Linked DNA regions of Homo sapiens: all the other regions are linked to region 3. Evidence: chromatin contacts called from ENCODE Hi-C data. All regions are on one chromosome and are shown on one strand. Each heading gives the region's core, a stretch centred on a gene start or an enhancer-like site at or near the end of the contact. The rest is flanking DNA. Distances are from core to core; before and after follow the strand shown.

The links. Hi-C counts contacts between places; a loop is a spot of excess contacts on that map. Pooled maps may share reads with other maps.
Region 1: a loop to region 3 is called in a map with no recorded cell type, with 12 times the contacts of the local background. The contact joins the promoter of DDX3X here to the enhancer-like site in region 3. A Hi-C loop is called at or near these places in 2 of 37 single-sample maps with no recorded cell type and 3 of 50 pooled maps.
Region 2: a loop to region 3 is called in a map with no recorded cell type, with 10 times the contacts of the local background. The contact joins the promoter of USP9X here to the enhancer-like site in region 3. A Hi-C loop is called at or near these places in 2 of 37 single-sample maps with no recorded cell type and 2 of 50 pooled maps.

Annotation. Positions count from the first base shown.
Region 1 is chrX:41,330,952-41,335,459 of GRCh38, forward strand. It overlaps DDX3X (DEAD-box helicase 3 X-linked), which reads left to right and starts at 3,211. Exons shown (of 17, transcript NM_001356.5): 1 at 3,211-3,346. The coding sequence starts at 3,302. RefSeq lists a silencer at 2,032-2,521 and an enhancer at 2,612-2,841.
Region 2 is chrX:41,083,697-41,088,265 of GRCh38, forward strand. USP9X (ubiquitin specific peptidase 9 X-linked) reads left to right here and starts at 1,749. Exons shown (of 45, transcript NM_001039591.3): 1 at 1,749-2,413. RefSeq lists enhancers at 700-994, 744-1,283, 1,822-2,359 and silencers at 904-973, 1,404-1,783, 2,484-2,943.
Region 3 is chrX:45,068,537-45,072,639 of GRCh38, forward strand. It overlaps KDM6A (lysine demethylase 6A), which reads left to right. Exons shown (of 30, transcript NM_001291415.2): 18 at 1,043-1,821. Among named protein-coding and RNA genes, the nearest start is that of DIPK2B, 130 kb to the right of the region's middle. Within about 2 kb of position 2,040, at least 3 of the 41 ENCODE cell types and tissues checked have a DNase peak (open chromatin) inside an H3K27ac peak, as active enhancers do.

The DNA of each region.
Region 1 (4,508 bases), core at 1,961-4,460, 3.7 Mb before region 3:
AAATGCCTGGAAACATTAAGAAAGGGAGCGTGCAAAAAAAAATTTCCCTGGTTTCAGCCATTTCTTTCTTTTTTTTTTTTGGGGGGGGGCGGAGTCTTGCTCTGTCGCCCAGGCTAATTTTTGTATTTTTTTTAGAGACGGGGTGTCACGGTGTTAGCCAGGATGGTCTCAGTCTCCTGACCTCGTGATCCGCCCGCCTCGGCCTCCCAAAGTGCTGGGATTGCAGGCGTGAGCCACCGCGGCCGGCCTGGTTTCAGCCATTTCTAACCCTTTTTTAGGTCACTTCAAATAAAATTTGCAAATAACTGCCATGTGGAGAAAATATGCAAATGTTGCTAAACGGAAAAGTCATTCGGAGTGCTGTGAAAGTTGGCTCATTTATTTAGCTGCCTCAAGTGTGCACATCATTCTTTTTCAAAGTGAATGTGTTTAAAGACAAAGCTTTGTATGTTTTCCCGCTTCCTCTCCAATTGGATATTCCAATTATAACGTATTGATTAACAAAATACCCTGGTGGTTTGAACCAAGTATGCCTATGAGCAGGGGTTAATTGAAAATAGGGAACTGCTGTATATTTCAATTCTTTTAGGTACTCCCATGGCGGTACCCTGTACTCGGCTCTACTCAAAAGTAAAACAAAGCCCAGAACCAGGGTAGTCAGTGCATCCCATTGTTGCTATATGCAGTTTGAAGAGCTGTCGGAACTCACAGTTTTCGAACCTGACTCATGTTTACCCTGGTTCATAGGAAAACGAAACTGAAACAAAACCGAGGTCCTTCACCAAAACTCCATGAGAATCCACGAATCTCAGGGCAGGAAGGGACCCTAATATCATTAAACCTAGTGGCTCTCCAAGGGGCATTGTAGAAATCTGTGTATTTCTGGTTGTCACAATGACTGGCGAGAGCTACTGGCATTTAGTGGGCAGGAGCCAGGCACGCTAGGATGTTCTATGATGCTGGTCAGTCCCACAGAGCGAATAATTGAATCACTGGACACATGTCGGTGAAAAACTAGTTCATTATCATCTAAGCCTAGAACTAACACTGTTTTACATATGAACACAAAGTATCTTTGCCCAGTTTCCATATATCCTGAATTTTCCACAAATGCAGGTACTGTTTCAATTGAAGGAAGATTGTACTGTTTTATTTAAAAATTATTAATAGTTCATCATTTTGGAAAATGAGGTTCCTAGTAGCAATGCTGCTCATGGAACTTGAGTTGTGAAATCAACACACCTTTCCAGTTTGCATTTGTGGCTCTACTGGGCAAGTGTCTTCCCACCAGTTAGTGTAGCTGTGCGGCGGCATTTACATATTATAATACATTGTTTTATTATAATCATTTTGCTTTCGTTTGTTGACAGATCATGTTTTTTGAAATTGTGTTTGTAGGTTTACATAAACAATTTAGGTTTTGTTATTTCAGTATAGGTAAAGGGGGCGTTAGAAAATACTCGTTATGAAAAGGAGTTGGGTCTTTCACAGGGTTATGGAATGTAGCAGACTCCTTTTATAGATGAGCAAATTGAGACCCAAAGCCGTTAAACAACTTGCCCCCGACAGTGTGATATTCTCTCCCTATCTCGTTCGAATTTCCGTCTCGATTTTAAAAATTGAGAAGGGAGAGAAGTTATGTGTATAGTAAATTATGTGATGAGCACGAACTATTTGAATTCTGGCAGCAGAAGACCTTTTGTGGGGGTGGTGGAAACCACTGCGTTTTATTTAATTTCGTAGGGCTGAGGGTCAGAAGAGAGGGGAAAGCGGTCATAAGAAACTACGGATGTGCGGGCGCCGGCTCAAAGCCGGGAATCCACTAGTAAACACCTTCTTCTATTTAAGGGCCTGCGGCACCGAAGCCGGGACTTGGGGTGGCCTGCCTAGGAGGGAACCACAGGAAGAGGTTCCACCGACGGTAGAAACCCGGTTCCTCCTGTTCCTCATCCACCGCAGCGGCCTGAGAGTCACCCCGAGCCCAGGCCGGTAACCCCGCTGCAGCCCCTCCGGCAGGCCCAGGTTGCACCGGCTACAAACATTCCCGACACCCTTGGGCCCTAGAAGAGCCGTTCGCCACCCGCGGGGTCCCCGCAACGCCGGTGGTCACCGGCCCTAAGCCGCTGGGCGCCCCGCGGGAGGAAACTAGGGGCAAATGTAGCCCGCATTCCTGCGGAGAGCCGGGGTCCCGGGAGGGCGCGCCAGCGGCGGTTCCGGATCAGCGCGTGTCTGTCTCATTGTTCCCTCACCGCGGGGGGCGGGGGCGGAGGCGCGCGCGCACACGTCGGGGGGTTGGCCAGGAGGGGCCATTGTGTGTTTCTAGGCGGCGCCCCCGCTGCCTAGGCAACCGCGCAGGAAGGTGTCCGGCCACCTGCGCGCGCCGCCGGCTCCCCTCCATTTCCCCCCGACTCCCGCCCCGGTCACCATCCTACCCTCCTCCCTCCTCCTTTCCCCTTACTCCGCTCCCCTCTTTTCCCTCCCTCTCCTCCCCTTCCCTCTGTTCTCTCCTCCTCTTCCCCTCCCCTCCCCCGTCCGGAGCACTCTATATTCAAGCCACCGTTTCCTGCTTCACAAAATGGCCACCGCACGCGACACCTACGGTCACGTGGCCTGCCGCCCTCTCAGTTTCGGGAATCTGCCTAGCTCCCACTAAGGGGAGGCTACCCGCGGAAGAGCGAGGGCAGATTAGACCGGAGAAATCCCACCACATCTCCAAGCCCGGGAACTGAGAGAGGAAGAAGAGTGAAGGCCAGTGTTAGGAAAAAAAAAACAAAAACAAAAAAAACGAAAAACGAAAGCTGAGTGCATAGAGTTGGAAAGGGGAGCGAATGCGTAAGGTTGGAAAGGGGGGCGAAGAGGCCTAGGTTAACATTTTCAGGCGTCTTAGCCGGTGGAAAGCGGGAGACGCAAGTTCTCGCGAGATCTCGAGAACTCCGAGGCTGAGACTAGGGTTTTAGCGGAGAGCACGGGAAGTGTAGCTCGAGAGAACTGGGACAGCATTTCGCACCCTAAGCTCCAAGGCAGGACTGCTAGGGGCGACAGGACTAAGTAGGAAATCCCTTGAGCTTAGACCTGAGGGAGCGCGCAGTAGCCGGGCAGAAGTCGCCGCGACAGGGAATTGCGGTGTGAGAGGGAGGGCACACGTTGTACGTGCTGACGTAGCCGGCTTTCCAGCGGGTATATTAGATCCGTGGCCGCGCGGTGCGCTCCAGAGCCGCAGTTCTCCCGTGAGAGGGCCTTCGCGGTGGAACAAACACTCGCTTAGCAGCGGAAGACTCCGAGTTCTCGGTACTCTTCAGGGATGAGTCATGTGGCAGTGGAAAATGCGCTCGGGCTGGACCAGCAGGTGAGCCGCAAGAACCCCACCGGGCTGGCTGCTGCGTGAATTCCTCCCCTGACCTAACCTGGCTAATGGCGCAGCGCTAACCGGCACCCTTACTTTTCATTTTCTGGGTGCCCCGGGCTGGCGGGTGTGAGTGCCCCGGGGCTATAGAGGGATAGGAATGTTGGTTGGGGCTGTCGCCCGGGCCCGGTCTCGGCCCGCTGTATTGTCCCCGGGACGAGCACAATGGCGGCTTTTGTGTGTGCGTGCGCAGGCGGGCGGAGGGGGAGGAAGTGCGCGCGCTCTCGCGGGGACGCGCATGCGCGAATCCCGACTGATTAGTGACCTGGGGGGGTTTGCGGGAGTGCGCAGCGCGGCGGGACGCGACTGGAGGCCCTTTTGGCTTGGAGGGCTTCGGCCTTCACGGCTGGCGCAGCCTGGATTCCCGTCCGGAGGACCTGGCGGCACCCGGTGTTTGCGTGCCTGCGAGCAAGGGGTAGAACGCGGCCCAGGAATGTGGGAGGGGGCGGCCTTCGCTCGGGGTAATGGCGGCGGCCTCTTTTGTGTGGTGCTGGGCGGCGCTGTGGCTCACCTCCGGGAGACGGCGGGTCTCGGGCGGGCGAAGGCCTGGAAAGGAGGATGGAATGGGTTTCTTGTTTTTTCCCGGGTTCCTTCCGCTGGCTTTTTCGCTTCAGCCCAGGTTCCGCAGGGTCCGGGGGCCCTGCGCCGCAGCCGGGGAGGCTGCGTTTCCGGAGTGGAAAGTTTTGTGACGCAGAAGATTGGGGAGGAGTGGGGGAGGGGTGGGGGCGGGGAGGGGAGGCAGGAATTGGCCGCTGCGCGCTGGGCCCTGGAGATAGAGGTTGGACGTGGCGGGGAGGTTAGGGAGCCAGCGAGGCCCTTTCTCCTCCTTGCTTGCCCCAGATTGTCCCTGTGTGGTATGTTAGCCGGGAGTCCCGCGTTGTTTTTCTGGGGTGGAGGGGTCATCGCGGGTTGTGGTAGTGTCTTCGTGTTAGTGACTGTGATCCAGGAATCCGCCATTGGAAAAACACCCGGCTTAGGGGGGAAGTAAACAGTTTTGTTGTTGACTTGTTGCTATCTGTGGAGTAGAATCTTGCAATGGGTCCCAGGCCCCCGGGTTTTTTCTCTTAGCCAGAATCCCCTCTTCTAAGGGTTTAGGGGCAGAGGA
Region 2 (4,569 bases), core at 499-2,998, 4.0 Mb before region 3:
AGCTAGTGGGGAAGCAAATGATTCATGGAAATAATTATAAAAACAAGGTAACATATGCTAAGAGTTATTAGGGCTATGAATGATACATCTTGGATACCCTATTAGATAATTTGTGGTGAAAAATTTGTAAACAATCTTGTGCTAAATAGAGAAATGGTTTAAAAATTTAAGATACCAATAACTTGCTTTCACTGTCACCTACATTAGTTTGGTTCCATTTTTAACAGTCTTTTATTACAAACTGATATAATCATAGCATAACTAAATTCAACCCTCTTCTCTATAAAATAGATCTCGGTTTGTAGGGTTTTACTATGATTTTGCATGCCATTTGATGTCCACAGGTATTTTTTAAGTCAAAAGGAAATCTGTAAATTAGGAACTGTTAATTTCCTCTTCATTTGGGCATCCTAGGTAGACTGTACAGATTTGTTCCAAGCACCCCATTAATTTGAGATTAGCCTAAGTTTTTCCTATGCCCGCACTTTGGAATATAAACATGTAGAAAATAGTCCATGACACAGCGGATGGGTTCATAAGTTTCTTCCGGGTCCTAACACCGAATTGTGCTGATGATCTGGCAATGGAGGCTAATCTTGCCACATCAAGTACGGCCTATTCGCTAAGCCGTCTGGGGCACTTTATAATTTTTTTCTTTGCTGGTCTGTTTGAAGGGCTCCTATGGCCAAAAAGGTGGTCAGTCCCGTCAGCTAGGCTGTGAGGACGCCTAAACGCTTTGAGGACGCCTAAACGCTTTGAGGTAGTGATGATGCATGATCGTGTGAAAGAGTTTCTCAGAGCACCTCCCTCGCGGGGTGGGGAAAAGGACCTCACTCCCCACGCCCCCTCCTTCCGCTGCGGGAGATAGCCACACCTTCCCCCTATCGGCGCCAAGCAGGTGGCCAGGCCCTCGGGACCTCGCGCCCCCGCAGCCAGTGGCCCGGCCAGCTCGTGCGTCACGTGACGCGGGTCAGCTGCACCGCCGGGACCTCCAGGCACCGCGGCGGCGACCGCCCAGCGCGTGGTCTCGAGATCTCATCTTTCCGCGCCCCTCCCCCCACGGTCCCGGAAAAGGGGGAGGCCGGTGACGTCATCATCCGGGTTCTTGTCGGCGGGGCTACGGTTCACAATGGAACAAAAACAAGCGGCCCGAGTCAAACTATGAGCGACGCGGCTGCGGCTCACGCGATTAACCCTGTCGTGGCCACACACCCCGCCAGTCCCTGCCGCCCAGCCCCTCCCGAGTGGTGTGCCAGATCTTTTCGGGCCTCCCTTCCCCAACTTCGGTCCTAGAGCCACCTCTGCCCTCGTCCCGCTCCTGAGCCGAGGGGCATGGAACAGGATTTCTGGCCGTAGCACGACCCTGAAGGGGCCAGCCGGAAGAAACAGTACTGCGCGAACAATCTTTACCGCATTGTCTTCCCCTCCCCCACCCTAGCTCTCCGGGTTCCCGGCGGCTCGCGCCGAAGCCCGGCCCCCTCAGCGGCTCGCGCTGCTCTCCCAGCCTTGACGGCCCGGGGTGGAGGGAGAGAAGAGGGGGCAGCTGAGCGGGAGGGGGCTGGGCAGGAGCAGGGGGAGGGCCGAAAGGAGGGGCCTGAAAGGGGCGGGCCCTGACGGGGGCGGAGAACTTCGGGTCTTGGGCGGCTCTGGGGCTAGTGGGAGTCTGCGCCGCCGCCGCCGCCGCCACCGCTGCTGCCGCCGTCGCCGCTACCGCCGCCGCCACTGGCCGAGCGGTTTTTTTTTTTTTGGTTTGCCGGATCCGCCATATTGACGAGGACGGGCATCCGCGGCTGCGGACGCTAGTCTCCGCCGCCGCCGGAGCCGCAACCTCTCCGCACCCGGCCCCGTCAGGGCCTCTGTCGCGCCTAGCCCCTCCCCGCCTTACACAGCTCCCGGGCCTCGCGGGAGCCCGCCGCCGCCGCCTCTCTCTCACGGGAGGCGGCCGCCTTAGCGCCCGGTGCTTGGGTCGGCGCCGGGAGCGAGGAGCGAGCTACTTCAAAGCCACCAGGCCTGGAGCGGGGACAGAGGCGGCGACTAGGGGAAGGTGAAGCCGTCGCTGCAGGAGGAGGAGCAGGAGGAGGTGACGCAGGAGAAACGCACCGCCCGGAGCCCGTCTGAGCTCAGCGAGAGCCCCAGCCTGAGGGGAGAAGGGGAAGAGGGCCGTCGCCGGCCAAGGAGGAGGAGGAGGCGGGCGCGGCGAGGAGCGAGTTCCGGCGCCGGTGTGCAGCCTTTTGGTTGAGACGCCCGCAGCCCCGAGCCCGGCCGCCGCAGCCTTTCGATACACTTTGTTGCCGGTCACCCCCGGGCCTGGGATGCACCCAGGGTAGGTCTCGTCCCGGGACCGAGCCCCACCGTCGCCTGGTGCCTCCCGCCTCCGTGTGCCCTGGTTGTGAGAAGACGTCTGTGTCGTGCGGTGAGTGGCCAGCTGCACTGGGGCGACGCTCTTTCCCGGGGCCAACAGCTGGATGTGGGTGAGGGGAGGAGGGCGAGGGGGGTGTGCGTGTGTGCGAGCCTCTTCCCTCGGCGGCTGCCGGCCAGGCTGGGGCTTCCCCGTTCCCCCTCCTCCGGCCCGGGCTGGGCGGGCGCGCGGGCCCGTGTTGTGTGTGGAGCCGGTGTCCCGAGAGCGTGTCTGTGTGTTTTGGACTGTAAGGGAAAATGGCTGACGGCTCCGTCCCTCCCCCTCCTCCCCCTTCCCGTCCTGTCTGGGGCCGAGTAGGAGGATGGAGTCTCCGGGCGTGGCGGGCAGCCCCCCCGCCGTCCGCACCCGGGGGCCGGGTCGGTTTGGGGGCTGGCCGCCCCCCGCCCGGCGGCCGCTTTCCTACCCGGTCTGGTTCCACTTGACACCAAACGCCATTACTGAGGTGGAGTGATTTGGAGCTGGGGAGCTAGGCCTCGGCTACGCCTGGCTATCAGGCCTGACGACTTGTCCGCCTCCCCCCACCCTCCCGCGATAACCCGCAGTTTCTCCCCGGCCCTGGGCTCCTGGAGTGGGAGCTGGGTTATCGGCCTCCTACACCTCCTTCGCCCCGCTTTATTTGCAGAGGGCCAAAGCCGTGAAAGGGGTTTTTGAATGCAGAAATCGCTTCCAAGCTAGCTTGGACCTATTACCTTTCTATTTTTAACTGTTTCTGCAAATATTAGCATGTGCGAGTTTGGTAGTGATCAGGTCTTCAGATTCTTGTGACGTGAGGCTTAGGGTTGGATAAATGGCTGATTTTTCATTCATTGTGAAATAAGTTAAAGAGTTATACAGCAGGTGTGTAGATGGCTTCTTAAATTATTTGTGTGGATTTCTGTAGCGACTAGAACTTACACGAGAATTTGCAAAATTTCTAGTAGAACCTGCTTAAATTAAGCATGTTATTTTTTGGAAGTTCCATAGTTACAACGTTAATTGAATTTACACGGTGCAGTTTACAGGTGTATATAATTGCTTCAGATTGTCTTTTAGTTTAAATAAGCAAGTTGTAGGTATAGATTAAATATTCATGCTTTATTTTTCGGGGAGAGAAGTATGTGTACTGTTCTTTTACCTGGAAACCCATGAGTCCCTAAATCTACTTAACGTTTGTATACTTTCACTTTTGAGGAAGAATGATTTGGGGTGCATTGATTAGGAAACTTTCCAGCAGGTACTTAACCCTCTCGGAGCTGATTACCCTTAGGTAAGGACTCCTTAACCATGACTAGCTTGGCTGGTTAGTACACTTGAACTCAAAAATAGAGACTATAAACTCTCCTTTAGATCTCGCTCGTCTTCTAATTCGCTGGGCTGCCATTTTGGTTTCAGCAAATACCTTCAAATTCTTGAAGAATTATGTATTAAATATAAAAAAGTGTCAACATTCGTTTTCTCAATTTTTAAACTCATGTGCTGTGTCATACATCTAACTTTAACCCTTTAAACTTTATCGTTCCAGCTTTTGGGTGGAGTGAAAGCTTGAAGTATTTGGAATTGGTGTTCCACAGGTGAACTCAAAATGTCTTTGGTATTTTACTGTTTTATTTTCTCTAATTTAAAAATAGGACGTTTGGACTATATGAATTCTCTCTACCCCTTTTCTTGTATTTTTTTGCATGAACATGTAACTTGTAATTCTGGTTATCAGCGTTCTCATGTTTCTTTTGTTTGCTGACCTTGGTAGTTTCTGAGAATTTCTGGAGGGAGTAATAGCACCAGCAACAGTACATGTGAGAATCTTAAGTTACTTCAGGAAGGAACATTGAAGGGCAGATTTTACCTTTCACCAGGTTATTGGGGTCTCTAGTTTGGTGTTCCATAGTCCATAGTTCTCATGGTTTTGTTTGTTTGTTTTTTTGTCTGTCGCCCAGGCTGGAGTGCAGTGGCACGATCTCGGCTCACTGCAACGTCCACCTCCCGGGTTCAAGGGATTCTCCTGCCTCAGCCTCCCTGGTAGCTGGGACTACAGGCGCGTGCCATCACGCCCGGCTAATTTTTTGTATTTTTAGTAGAGACGGGGTTTCACCGTGTTAGCCAGGATGGCCTCGATCTCCTGACCTCGTGATCCGCCCGTGTCGACCTCCCAGTTCTCATGTTTTATCTATGGA
Region 3 (4,103 bases), core at 790-3,289:
ATGTCTTTTTCTCCCCTTTTTTTTTAAAAAAAAAAAAAAAAAAGAGAGACACAAGGTTCTGCTCTGTCACCCAGGCTGGAGTACAGTGGCACCATCTTAGCTCACTGCTGGCTCAAACTCCTGGGCTCAAGAGATCCTCCCACCTTGGCCTCCTGTGTAGCTGGACTACAGGCACACTTGTCAACACACCTAGCTTGTCTGCCTGCTTTCCTTCCCTCTCTCCCCTCTCTCCCTCCTCTCTCCTCTCTCTTCTTTCTCTTTCTCTTTCTCTTTCTCTTTCTCTTTCTCTTTCCCTTTCCCTTTCCCTTTCCCTTTCCCTTTCTCTCTCTCTTTTTCTTTTGTGGAGACGGAGTCTCATTGTGTTGCCCAGCCTGGTCTCGAACTCCTGGCCTCAAACGATCCTCCTGCCTCGGCCTTCCAGAGTGCTGGGATTACAGACATAAGCCACTGCACCAAGCCTATCTAGTCTTCTAAATATGTGTGGATGGATAGATGGGGAAACTTTAGGTATTTTTTGAAATATTTTCATAGATTTAATAGTTCTGCCCTTAATTTTGAGGATAGCTACTTTAACAATAGGATTTGAATTACAGAAGATTATATTTTAATGATAATTTTAAAGGCTTAATGAACTCACTTTCTATATTAATCTTTTAACAGATCACAGACCAGTGAGAGTTGGTTTATGTTGATCCATGGTCATAGCTTTTAATTATTAATGATGATATATGTCTATCCATGTCTGATTTTAGAGATGAAAATATGTATATTGGAACTTAAAATTTGTAATGCTTCATCTGAAGTAGTTTATTCTACACTAATAATGGAGTCATTTTAGATAGCAAGGAAGAAAAATTTCTCTAAAGATGTTAAATACTGATTAGCTAAGTTGCAGGTACTTTTTGATAACTTTAGGACTTGGGTCAAATTATCTTATACAGTTAGATATTTATTTTTAGTGGCTTTTCTCTTTAATATTTTAAATTCTGTATATTCTGAGTTTGCTTAATATTAGATTTAAACTATTTTTCTTTCTTTTTAGGGGCTTCACAAAGGTCAGAGTTCACATTCGGCAGGTCCTAATGGTGAACGACCTCTCTCTTCCACTGGGCCTTCCCAGCATCTCCAGGCAGCTGGCTCTGGTATTCAGAATCAGAACGGACATCCCACCCTGCCTAGCAATTCAGTAACACAGGGGGCTGCTCTCAATCACCTCTCCTCTCACACTGCTACCTCAGGTGGACAACAAGGCATTACCTTAACCAAAGAGAGCAAGCCTTCAGGAAACATATTGACGGTGCCTGAAACAAGCAGGCACACTGGAGAGACACCTAACAGCACTGCCAGTGTCGAGGGACTTCCTAATCATGTCCATCAGATGACGGCAGATGCTGTTTGCAGTCCTAGCCATGGAGATTCTAAGTCACCAGGTTTACTAAGTTCAGACAATCCTCAGCTCTCTGCCTTGTTGATGGGAAAAGCCAATAACAATGTGGGTACTGGAACCTGTGACAAAGTCAATAACATCCACCCAGCTGTTCATACAAAGACTGATAACTCTGTTGCCTCTTCACCATCTTCAGCCATTTCAACAGCAACACCTTCTCCAAAATCCACTGAGCAGACAACCACAAACAGTGTTACCAGCCTTAACAGCCCTCACAGTGGGCTACACACAATTAATGGAGAAGGGATGGAAGAATCTCAGAGCCCCATGAAAACAGATCTGCTTCTGGTTAACCACAAACCTAGTCCACAGATCATACCATCAATGTCTGTGTCCATATACCCCAGCTCAGCAGAAGTTCTGAAGGCATGCAGGTTAGTGTGGGAAAGTTCATCAAAGTGAAAATGTTTGACTTACTGGCATGATCAGAATGCTGAAATTTGGACCGTTTAAGATATGGGAAGTAAGCAAAAGATGGTGTAGTCATTCATCTAAGAGTTTGACAGAAGCTTTATTTTGCTTAGATGTTGTAGTCAAATCAGATGTGAGAAGTATTCCTGTAAATTGCTTATTTTGAGTGGGTGTGTCTGATTGTGCTGTTACTGCCCTCTACTGGTTACTAGGTTGTCAGCTTCAGTGTGATTGACTTCGCTCTGGGGATTTAAACAAGAGAATGGGTTAAATCATATTTGGCCAAATACAGCAAGGCTGGAAAACCCTATGGGTTTTTTTTTTTTTTTTATCAGAGCCTATTAAATGTTAGGCTAGGAATGGACCCCATCACTTATCAAGGCTAGTCTTTGCTTACAATTGAGAAAACTGGACTGTTTGAATCTAGAAGAGGTTATAAAGCAGGCAGAAGAGGAAGGAAGAGGTCAGGGGCAATGGGCAGTGGAGAGACATGACAGACTGTCAGCCATTCTGGAAGGAGCCAGACATATTCTGCTAGTCTAGGAAGGGCAGGGCCTCAGAAATTTATGAAGAAATGAACCTCCTCTGTCCCACAAAAGAAGAATCAAAGGATCAGGCAGCATCATCTTTCTCTGATATTTGGAGGACATATAGATTCTTACTGGCCTTTTCATTGTATATGACACATATATAATTTTTCTCATTTACTTGTAGTTGTTGTCCTCTATAAGTGACTAAATCTTGAATGAAATTTAGTTAACATAACTGGAACAAACAAATAATTCTGTAATATTTTCTGATACATTAAATGTTAAGTTTGAGCAGACATATAGTAGATTTTAAAAAGATCTTTTTTTGGTTGTAGATTGTCATGATATATAGAAAATAACCATTCTATAAATAGAAATTATAAACATTAGTTCTAGTTTGGCTACATTGACCATTTAATATAGCTTTTACATTTTAAAGTTCAAAACAATTCTTATTTATAGCCATATAAACCTCTTCCTGCAGTTGCTAGTACTTATATGTCTTATTTATTGTTATGTAAAAGTGTGATTATCTTTTCTGTTGTTCAGATTATTTTATTAGAAGGTATCCTGGGTCTACCGTTAAATGTTTGTCACTGACGAATGATTGAGGTGAAATTAAATTTTATTTATATATAAGTTTGCTGCTTGGGAGGGATGTGGGGTAGGAGCAATGGAGTATGGAGAAGAAATTTCAATTAATTTAAATTTATCGCTTTAATTGTGACACTAGAACTTTACTATAAATTACACTATAGTCATTTTTCTTTAAAGAGTTTGAGTGTTAAAAATACCTTTTGGTCTGTGTTTTCTTTTCTTTTCTTGTCTTTTCTTGTCTTTTCTTGTCTTTTCTTGTCTTTTTTTAAGACAGTTTCGCTCTTGTTGCCCAGGCTGGAGTGCAATGGCGCGATTTCAACTTACCGCACGCTCTGCCTCCCAGGTTCAAGCGATTCTCCTGCCTCAAGCCTCCCAAGTAGCTGGGTGGGATTACAGGCATGCAGCACCACACCTGGCTAATTTTGTATTTTTTAGTAGAGACGGGGTTTCTCCATGTTGGTCAGGCTGGTCTTGAACTCCCAACCTCAAGTGTTCCACCTGCCTCTGCCTCCCAAAGTGCTGGGATTACAGGCGTGAGCCACTGTGCCCAGCTGGTCTTTGTTTCATTTTCTATTAGTTTCTATTTCTGTTAGTTTCTATTTCATTATTTCCTGTCAAATTTTAACTATTTAGTTGTTATTCTGACATAGACTAGGGCAGAAATTACATCCTTTTTTATATTTTATTTTTTTCTTTATTGGGTCCACGTTGTTGGCAGCATTTTCCTTAGTGACCTACAACATGGTGATTGCTGTAATTAATCTTAACTGTCTTACAAGATTTTTTAAGGTCAGTAACTTAAGAGGACATTGGATGATCTCTAAATGAAATTCTTCTAAAGCATATAGTGAGGTTCTTGAGTTCCTAAAATTTGTTTCTTTAGAAATTTTTATATTATAGGTTTTTATATTAGTTTTTTTTTTGAAGTTAGGCTATCATTCAGTTCAACTCTGGGCCTACAGAAAATAGGGAGTGTTCAGATTAAATGCTACACTTGGCTCTCCTTAGACAGTGCCTTGATTCACTGCCAGTTTGACTGTCTTCTACCTGCTCCTCACTCATCTGCTGGGGCCTCTGTCCTGTTTCCTAGGTACTGCTGCTCTAACTGCTGGAGCAGG